2 separate regions of the Mus musculus genome follow, and region 2 is linked to region 1. The links are chromatin loops, found by intact Hi-C in ENCODE. Cell type or tissue: heart. All regions are shown on one strand.

Evidence for each region. Hi-C counts contacts between places; a loop is a spot of excess contacts. Peaks named below come from ENCODE experiments on the same cell type or tissue, not always from the same donor. Only the 100,000 strongest peaks of a DNase experiment are listed, where the experiment ranks them.
Region 2: it touches region 1 in a loop (3-fold over the local background); 3 of 42 quality-filtered maps call a loop at or near these places.

The regions. Positions count from the first base shown.
Region 1 is chr10:44,997,464-45,002,463 of GRCm38, forward strand. No RefSeq gene overlaps it. Among named protein-coding and RNA genes, the nearest start is that of Gm40639, 24 kb to the right of the region's middle. In heart, a CTCF peak has its summit at 3,547; DNase peaks (open chromatin) are centred at 328 and 2,798; H3K4me3 peaks cover 1,637 bases; H3K27ac peaks cover 1,474 bases.
Region 2 is chr10:44,628,282-44,633,281 of GRCm38, forward strand. All of the region lies in intron 2 of Gm35154 (a long non-coding RNA gene), which reads left to right. Among named protein-coding and RNA genes, the nearest start is that of Gm35154, 32 kb to the left of the region's middle. In heart, no CTCF peak of the experiment used is centred here; a DNase peak (open chromatin) is centred at 2,370; H3K27ac peaks cover 684 bases.

The sequences.
Region 1 (5,000 bases):
GACCTCCAGGCATCGTGAGAGACTCTCAGTAGTTTTTTAAAGATGGGCAAACTGTGCTGTGTCCAGGAAAAACCAACTTCGGTGGGCTTATTGTTTTCGCTGAGGCCATTACTTTCCCGCCCACATCTTTCATTGCCTCTCCGGTGTTTCTGTGAGACAAAGAAGCCAGCTGAGACTTCCACAAAGGAGAATGCAGGGAAAGGGGGCTGAATACCTTGAGCAAGAATAGCTTGGAAGGAGCCAAAAGTGGAAAAGGAAGTCTAATTCTGGCCTGGTCCGGTGGGGAGAAAAAAGTTTTTTGAGAAATGTAAACAAATCAGGAAATCCTGGCACTCACTTTAGTTCCGGTCTGGGGAGAGAGCCGCTCACTCGGGTCCTTTCCCGAGGAGCAAGCTGCTGTTTGTGAATGAAATCCAGATAAAATTATTCATTGAGCTCTGCCAGCCCCGCAGTTTCCAGCTTTCCTTTAGCCTATGGCATAGCTTAAACCTTAAAATAATAATAATAAAAAAACCATATGCGTGTTATTAACTCTCCATATTCAAATGGAAATTTCAGGCTATCATAAATCTCCTTTCTGATGTAAATTCCTCTCTGCAGAGCTCGCTGCAGGAAAGCCATTGTATCTGAGTAATCTAAACTTGAAAGAGAATTTTTGTTAAACCAGTTATGATAGGGGAAACATGTTTTTCACTGAGTCGAAAGATTAAAGTTGGTTGTAAAAAGGGGTGGGGGCTGAGGGAGAATTATTGGTTGCCCAACTAATGATTAGATACAGAACTTCAAGGAGAAATTAAGAGCACAAAAGAGAGTCACACAGATAAGTGAAAACAGCTCCAAAGATATTAAATACAAGAGTCGAGGTTTAGCTGAGGTTGTAATCTCTCTTCCCATAGTCATCTCTGCTAAGCCATCCTCTCTACCCCATTCGATTTCCCCAGGACAGACTGCTGCAGCACACATCTGCAGGTTGGAATATCTAGTTTCTCTCTCTCTCTCTCTCTCTCTCTCTCTCTCTCTCTCTCTCTCTCTCTCTCTCTCTCGTGTGTGTGTCTTTCTCATGTCTTCTTCCGTATGTCCCTCCCTTTGAGTCTGTCTGTCTCTCTGTGTGTCTTTTTATCTGTCTCTCCCTGTGTGGTGTTTCTATCTCTGTCTCTCTGTCTCTTTGTCTCTCTGACTCTGTCTCCCCTCTCCCCTCTCCCCTCTCCCCTCTCCCCTCTCCCCTCTCCCCTCTCCCCTCTCCTACATCTTGGTAATCACTCTACGGACTTTTTAGCCCAGAAGAATGTAGACACAAGAGGAGAAAAAGAGATATACCCCCTCCTTTAAAAAACAAGACAAAATAAAACACATTGTGACTGGTTTCTTTCAAAGCATGCTTTCTCAGCACTATATACCCTCATCTCAAGCTAACCCCACTAGCTCTCTTGATTTGTTACCCTCAGCCATTCTGCCACCCTTCCTGTCCTTGCAAACCTAGAAACATTTTTAAGGTTTTTCATTTCAAAGACCTCAGCAGGCAGCAGTAAGGACATAGTCACAAGCTAACAGTGTGGGTCTGTGGTATAGTATATGCTTAATCATGCACAAGGCTCTGGATTCCATTTCTACCACCATATACACAGAAAAGAATCCATATCCGTGTATTAAGAGCTATGGGGAAAAAAATTAAAGTATTTCTTCGCACAGCCTGACCAGGAGAGGTTTACAGATGAGAAACAAGTTTCTCTTGGGAAGGGTGGACTAGAGATCTTGAAAAGGCCTCTATTTGACTCTCCTCCAGGCATCCGACCTCAGCCCTAGTACTGGTGTGTTTGCACAGAAACCTCCAGAAAGGACCTCAGCTCTCAAGACAAAAGCTTTCTCGATGAACTTTGAAGAACATGGTTCATAAATACAAGAAAGAAAAAAAAAAATCCCTCTGCATCACTGTGAAGAACTGACTCTGTTCCAAAATGAATTTATGATGAAAAGAAATATTTAAATTGAAATTAAAATATTAACATCAGGGCAAGGCCTGACTCATACAGCTATACCACAAACACTCTGAATACTTTCACATATCCCTGAAGTTAATGTATTCATATTTAGATTTGCAATATTGTGCTTTAGAATAATTTTAGTACAAAAATACCAAACTAGTCTCTTATAGCTTTGAATCTAGTCTAGTCACACACACACACACACACACAAGCAGTGTCACCCTGATCTCTTATTTAATGCTCAACATTCAAGGTACACAATTTAATGTTCATTGTGGATTGTCCATAGATTTATGATGGCTGTAGAGATGTTCATAAAATCTGAGCTATGCAAGGCTTTCGGCATCTGTCTCATTTTTATCAGAACCATAAAAATCATCACCCTCTTGTTCCTAGTCAGTCTTTCCTGCTAGATAATATAAACCAGAGAAAAATAACGTTGTATCTGAGTGTCTACTTTAAGTAGACTCTGTTGCAGAGGTGTGTGTGTGTGTGTGTGTGTGTGTGTGTGTGTGTGTGTGTGTCTGTCTGTCTGTCTGTCTGTCTGTCTGTCTGTCTGTGTATACAGAATAGTGATGGTATGTCTGGAAATGGAGAGAGAAGAATATTGAATTAAACTACATATGTTTGAGGATTAAACAGGCTCTGTACGAAGCTCTTCCTAGTACCAACTGTCTTATGAACCAGAACGATGCTGCTGTGGGGCACCACTCGTTTTAGCCATGCGCTGACCTGTCCTACGCAGGAGCACAGTCTCTCAAGTGTACACAGAGAGGGGAAGCAGGTGCTTCGACTCCCCAGCATCTGGTTTAAATGACCACAATGCTGAGAGCACCTGCAGCCAGCATTTCAGCCAAGTCTGGCCTCCCATTGTATTCAACTGTTCTTTCTGCCTTAAGCAAAAAAGGCATTGTTTATCTGATTTGCCAAAGGATCTCCGGGGAGGTGGAGAAAGACCGGACAAACAAAGCTAAAACTGAGCGCCAGTGGACCGCACGGGAGGATCTTGATTATTTGTGACTATCCACGGGGATCTTTCATCCTGACTAAACAGAGAGAGAGAGAGGAGGGGGCCCCACGGGGACATAGAGAGACAGACAGAGACAGAGAGAAAATATCAGCTGCATTTGGTGCTGCGGGTTTAAGAGCAGAGCAGAGAATAATCTTACTGAGAAGGTGGAGCTGTAGTTTGTGTGCTAAATGTTCAGTCTATGCACTTTCCACGTTCCTAGTTTAGAGCAACTACGCACTGAGAGAGCTGACTGCCTCTAAACGATGTCAAAAGCAGTAGTAACCTTGGTTCAGACTTTTCAAATCAAGGTATGAAGAGCAAATAAAACTGACCCACGGAGGGGGGGGCAGTTAGAGGGGGGGACAAAAACCAAAACCCAAAACAAACCTGTGGTCGATGTGTTAGAACCAAAATAAAATGACCAGTCGTATTTTCAAGAACACGGAAAATAAAGTCTTCCTGCGTAGTGTTTGCTTAGTAAATAATTCTGTGGAGCCCCTTTATTTCCTTTTTTCTTTTCTTTTCTTTGTGTAGAGCCCCAACTAGTGGGAGATTGGAAAACTGCACCTGAAGAGAGGCCATTTAAATGGAGGTGACCATTGGACTTCCGGCCAGCATATGAGCACTTTAGGACAAGGCTGATTTTCAGGTGTGAGACTGCAGACAGGTGCTAAGAGGGGAGGGTTGTGAAACTGCCTTCTTCTTAACTTTCTGCATGCTAAAGGGCAACCTGGCGCCGAGGAAAGCAAACACACTCTCTGGCATGTGAAATGACTCAGTGCACTCTAGCTACAGCTAATTCGAGAAAGGAAAATAAATTCTGAGTTCAGAACTTATATGCCTCAAAGATCTTTTTTAAAAGAAAGGGGACAACATCCTGTAACCGAAAAGAAAAAAGAAAAAACTGCACAGGCTGGAGGAAAAAGAGCCGGTTTCACATGTTAAATGAGAATTCAGTTAGAAATATTTTTACCCAGTTGGTAGTTTTTACTGAGAAGAGATAAGAATGTGCTGTGTTGTGATAAGAGGAGCTAGCTGTAGGTAGACCAGCAGGCCGGAGGCCATCATGCAGGAGAGATCAGAACTTCAATGAAGAATGAGACAGAAACGCCTAGAAAAGTGGGGTGTACTGTTCTGAACTCAGAATTTATTTTCCTTTCTTAAATTAGCATAGACAGAGTGTGCTGACTCATTTCACTTGCTAGAGAGTGTGTTTGTTTTCTAAGGGGACTGAATCTCAGGAGCTGCTGGGATTTTAAGTTTGTTTCTTTGTTTCTTCTTCCATCCTTTCAAAAACTCTCATTCTGCTCAATTGTTTTTAAAATAATGTTTCCTTTGACAAAAAGTGGCAATAAAATGCAGACAGCCTGGAAAGGCTATTAAAGAAATAATCCACGATGAGTTCATTAATTAAAGTATAAGAATGTGCATCAGGGGTTGTCATGCAGGCTTCAGGGTGTTTGTGGAACTCCCTAACAAGAAAGATCTATAGTGTGTGTGTGTGTGTGTGTGTGTGTGTGTGTTTCTGAATTCTCAAAGAATCCCATAAAAAACAAACAAACAAACAAACAAATCCAACTACACAGGAATCTGCACATAGACAAAAACCAACCACATTGTCATAGATGTGCCTCAGAGTGGTCTGACTTCAGAGACTGCATAGAAAAGCCCCACAGAGTCATCAAGCCATGTCTAGGGCATCTCACAGAGCAGATGCTAACCTCCAGAGTCACAGGCTTCCCTGTGCATTGTGCACTAGAATAAAGGTGTGGTGGGTGTCCTGCTTATACCTTGAGGGCATATGGGTGCACACAGTCCTCATCAGCTGCAGGGATGAACAACTCGCTCTCACCACTTCCCTCCATGTGAATGTACAAAAGGCCACTTATGCTCAAAATTTGAACATAGTAGTAATTATTTTTTTTTATCCCCACAGATTAGCCAGTAAAATTCAGAATTTAACCACAACAACAGAAATACCTTTAACTTTTAGGAGTCAAACACCT
Region 2 (5,000 bases), 370 kb before region 1:
GAGGCAAAGTCTTTCAATCAAATCCAGAGCCCACCTTACCAATGTAGTTAGTGTCATTAGCTAGTAGAGATGCCCTACCTCTGCCTCTGATTCTGGAATTACAGGCAAGCATTCTCTTACTTGCATGGGAAGTGCTTTAATTATGAGAGACTCCTCAGCTCTCTTTGTATTTCTTAAAGCCCTGGCTAATGTCACTGAAGCCAAGACAACCTGATCCCCTCATCCCTGCCTGCTAAAACTTCTGCCTGGGTAAAGATAACTGTTTCCCCTTTTGTGTGTGTTTTCCGTATTGTGGTCTCTGCTCATGCTGTGATTATCACCTATCATTTTTATGTTTTATTGTTTTTTGCATGTTTATTTTATGTTTTCTGATCACTCTCCTCTACTGAACTATCAGCAGTCTGAACTTGGGGGATTTGTCTAGTTTGTGTTTCCATCCCACGAACTTATCACGGTCCCTTTAAGTTAGTAAGCATAGTTGTTGGGGTATTTATCATATAACTATACCAGTTAGTGGTCTCTGTAAAGACACTCATAAAGCTTGCTCCTCTGAAGGCTAGGGAGGAAGCTCAGTCAATAAAGCTTGCCTTGCAGTGCAAGGATCTGCATTGTGTCCTTCAGAACCAGGACAAGGCTGGTGTGGGGATGCTTGCTTGCAATCCCAGTCTGAGGGAGGCAGAAATGGGTCCATTCGTAAGGCTGCCTGGTAACTCACCCTAGTCAAATTGGCACATTCTAGGCTTGGGGGAACTCCTTCCTGTGGGGCAGGGTAGGGGTGGGAGTGGGGTGTAGGGAGTCAGAGGGTGGGTGGAATCTGAACTTGAAGTTGTCTTCTACCTTCCACATGCAACTGCATTTTCTCCCCTTTTCTTCCTCTTCTTCCTTTTCCTCCTCCTTCTCTTCTTCTTTTTCCCCCTCTCCCCCTTTCACACACACACACACACACACACACACACACACACACACACACACACACACACACACACACCATTCACTTTCAGGGAATGATACACAAAAGTTTAGATTCACATGGCTGAAGAATTAGAAGTCCATACTCATACAGGATAGTTTTCGAGAACTCACCTGCTTTTTCTACATTTTGAATTCCAAAGTTGTTATGCTTGCATAAAAATTATTTTGCCTTGGCAACTCTTCCTCAGTTCATCTACAAAGAATTACTGCTAACACGGGCAGTTGATTAGTGTAAGAAGGTGTTATGGTCTAATCTTTTTTTTTTCTTCAGGTTTGCTCTGACTACCCTGGAGTTTATTTGACTTTAGATTCATTTTATTTTATTTTATGTGAGTAAGTGTTTTGTTTAGTGCCCATGGGGATCCCCCTAGAACTGGAATTATGAATGGTTGTGAGCCATTGTGTGGGTGTTGGGAACTGAACCCAGGTCCTTTGCAAAAGCAGTGAGTGCTCTTAACAACAGAGTTAATCCTCCTCCCAAATTCTTAGGTTGAAATCCCAATTCCCAAGGTGATGGTATTAGAAGCTAAACTGGTCATGAGGGTGGAGCCTTCACACATGGGATTGGTATTCTGCTAAGAGGCCAGAGAGACAATCTTACCCTTTCTGCGGAGCTAAGATGTAAAGGCGCTGTCTGTGCTTTGAAAGTGGCTCTCACAGACAGAATCGTTCTATATCAGCATACATACCGTTATGTTAAATCTCCTCACTGCTGGAGTTGTGATGATATACTTCTATTGTTTGTAAGCTACCCAGTTGGTGGCAGTTTGATATCTCAGCCTTCAGGTAGTAAACCAGAAGGAGTTTCAAACATTTTGTGATTTAAATGAAAATTTCTATCCCTGTGAAAGTTAATAGCAACTCTAGCGTGTGATATAATACCAGAATTATATATGTGTGTATGCATGTATGTGTGCACATGTGTGCATATATGTATTTATGTGCATGTGTGCGTTTATGTGTGTGTATGTATGTATGTGTGTATTCCATGTCATGATAGCCTACCAGAGGCCTACACATACATGGTTTTATTCAGTTTAATCACTGTTTCCTGAGATTGGCTTGGCCTCACTCTCCCTAGCTCTGACTGAAAGTGGCTGGGACACTTCCTTCTCAGTCTATAGCCCAGGGGCTGGTACCAAGTAAAAGCAGGTAACTCACGAAGGAACCAAATGTAAGATCAAGTCCTACAACTGCCCAGCCCTAACCAAGGGCACAGAACTCACCACCAGTCTCTGGAGGAAAGCAAGGACATTAATCAATTTCCCCGGAAAATTTGAACTGTCTTTTCTGAAGCTTTTTAAGAACTGCATCTGAAGTTTTGGACAGCTTGCAGTGGAAGTTGTGTGGGGACCGCCTCCCGACTCGAGGCTGTTATTCTTCTGAAAGTCTATTTTGACCAAAGGAAATCCTGTTTCGCCAGCAGCACGGGCAGTGGCCCCGAGACGCAGTCTCAGGAGTGTTGTGAGGATACAGGCTCTCTTTAATCTCAGATTAAAAATATTTGATGTTTACAAGGTGTATTAGCGTAATTGGAATGCGTCTGCCTGTCTGCCAGCCTTCCTTCCACGATAGGACCTCATAATTAAAGAGCATCGCGTTCATGTGGCTGCCTGCATACCCTTTCATGGCTTCTTGTGAGCAGTTATGGTCAAGACCGTTACCCTAGGCCCTCGGAAAGCTCATTCAGACAGACACAGCTGTAACCAGAACAAAGGAAGAGGCCGCATTCCCTTAGAATCCTACCTAGTGCTCTGGGCAAAGTGGGAAACCAGACAAGTAAAACAGTGTATGAGAGGCGCATGGGGTTCCCAGACTGCTTCTGTGTGTGTGTGTGTGTGTGTGTGTGTGAGAGAGAGAGAGAGAGAGAGAGAGAGAGAGAGAGAGAGAGAGAGCATATGCATGTGTGTTGGGGGGGGGGGTCATGTCTTTAAATATATTCACAAGCCAAATATGAATGCGTGTATTTGCACATATACATGTCTGCATGTGTATATATGTGCCTGTATAAACCCACATGTATGTGTAGGCAAACATGTTATTTCTTCTCTCTTCCTGTTCTAAAAAAGAGTTGGTCATTTTTTTAAAAAATCTCTTTGTATGCATCTAATTCTATGGTAATTATGAACATACAGGTGTGTCCTTTACCTGAAAACACTTTTCAAGAGGGAAGACAATGTATGTGCCCTATGGAAGATCTGGATTAAGTCTTCCGGGAGTTCAGAGAAAAGATGAAACCTGCCAGGAAGACAAGAGGAGCAAAATTCAAATCGGAGAATACAATTCTTCCCTCGCGTAATAACAATATCATACATACCTCCCCCTGCAGCCCCCACCCCAAGCCCAAACAACCCAAACCAAAACAAGTGATAAGAGCTAAGATGAGCAGATCCCGTGTTGTTTCTGGCCCGACTGCTTTGGGGGTATTAAAGGAACTTTGTGAAAGTCTACTAGGGAAGTGAGGCAGAGGGTTTGTCCTCTTCAATTTTTTTAATCGCTTCAGCCCTGAGAACAGAACTATATACACAGTTTATGGAACTGAAACAGATCAAAATAACTTGTCAGCTGACCTGTCCTCATCACGTTGTAAACGGCGCAGGACAATCAGCTTCTGGACAGTTAGACAGAGTCGTCTGTCGTTCAGACATTGTTTTTAACAGTGTCAAAAGCACAGTGTTGTGATTCCTTTGGGTGATACACTTTCCTGGGATGAAAAGATTACTTTTCATATAGATATGGAAGAAGATGTCTGCCCTCATTTTGAACTTAAAATTGGTACGGCTTTACAAACAAGAACAACTCTCACCAGGGAGATGTTTTCCCAGTCTGCTGTCTGGGAGGAAGAGGCATACTGCAGGAAATGGACAATCTTGACCACTACACAAACAAATAGTTTCCTTACAGGCAACTCACCCTGACCCTAGATACGCACTACTCTCCGTTTTAGTTCTTCGGATGCACTTAGATATCTGCTACTTAAACAGGACACAGAAATCCTACTATCTTTCATGAGTGTTGCTTAAAGCTTTATTAAATTGCTTCATGTATAAATCAAGTCATGAGCAACCTTGGTTTCATTAATAAGAAGGGTGCACTACAACCAATTACCCTGCCTTCATTATAGACGTTCAAGAGGCAGGCAGGCTCTCTTTGATTTAGAGTTATTTATTTATGTATTTAATGCTTTCTCACTGTTCTCTACGAGTGCACGCGCGCGCGCACACACACACACACACACACACACACACACACACACACACACACAATACACTTAGTATTTCTTTATATTTGGGACCAGTAGCTTGCTGTATGCTCTGTAACATCCATCAGATAACCAGAAAACTAAGAACTTAGATTCCTTGGTGATATTTGGCATCAGTAAAAATGTGGAAGAAGCTAAGGGGGAAAAAGGCTGTAAATTTCATAAATTGTAGATCCTTGTCATTCTCTACTTCCTGCCTTGCTTCCTCGTCATTATTTTTTCTCCTAGGGATGTGTGGCACTGTTTGTGTTCACGTAGATGGCTGTGTGAAGTTTAAGGCAGTGACGAGATCGTAATGCAGACTTCTAGCTGAAGCGCACACTTTGAAGCAGTGTTCATGATTTACTTGTATTTCTTTCTTCCTTGAAAAAGAGTGATACATTCCCTCTCCCCTTTTTAGAAGTGAGGTTTTGTTGAATAATTGAGGCCTTAAGAAAAGTTACAACACACTGTCTTTAACATCCACAAGACTGTCTTTGCACGCAAACACTCTGTTGACGTCAGCAGATCTTGTGTGAAGTTCTTTTTTTTTTTTTCCTCCTATCTCTGGGAACTGGGCTATGGGGGTGGGAATGTCTGCAACATATGGACTGGACCTGGGATCTGTGGGTGAGTCGACTCTGACGCCATTTGGAATGTTAAAGTTTTCTAATAAAATTGAGGTTTCTATTATTTTCCTATAGGGCAAGAAAAAAAATGTATCCAGGATGACATTTATTCCAGTAACTTTTAAAATTCTGCCATTATATTTGAGAGACCAGCAGCT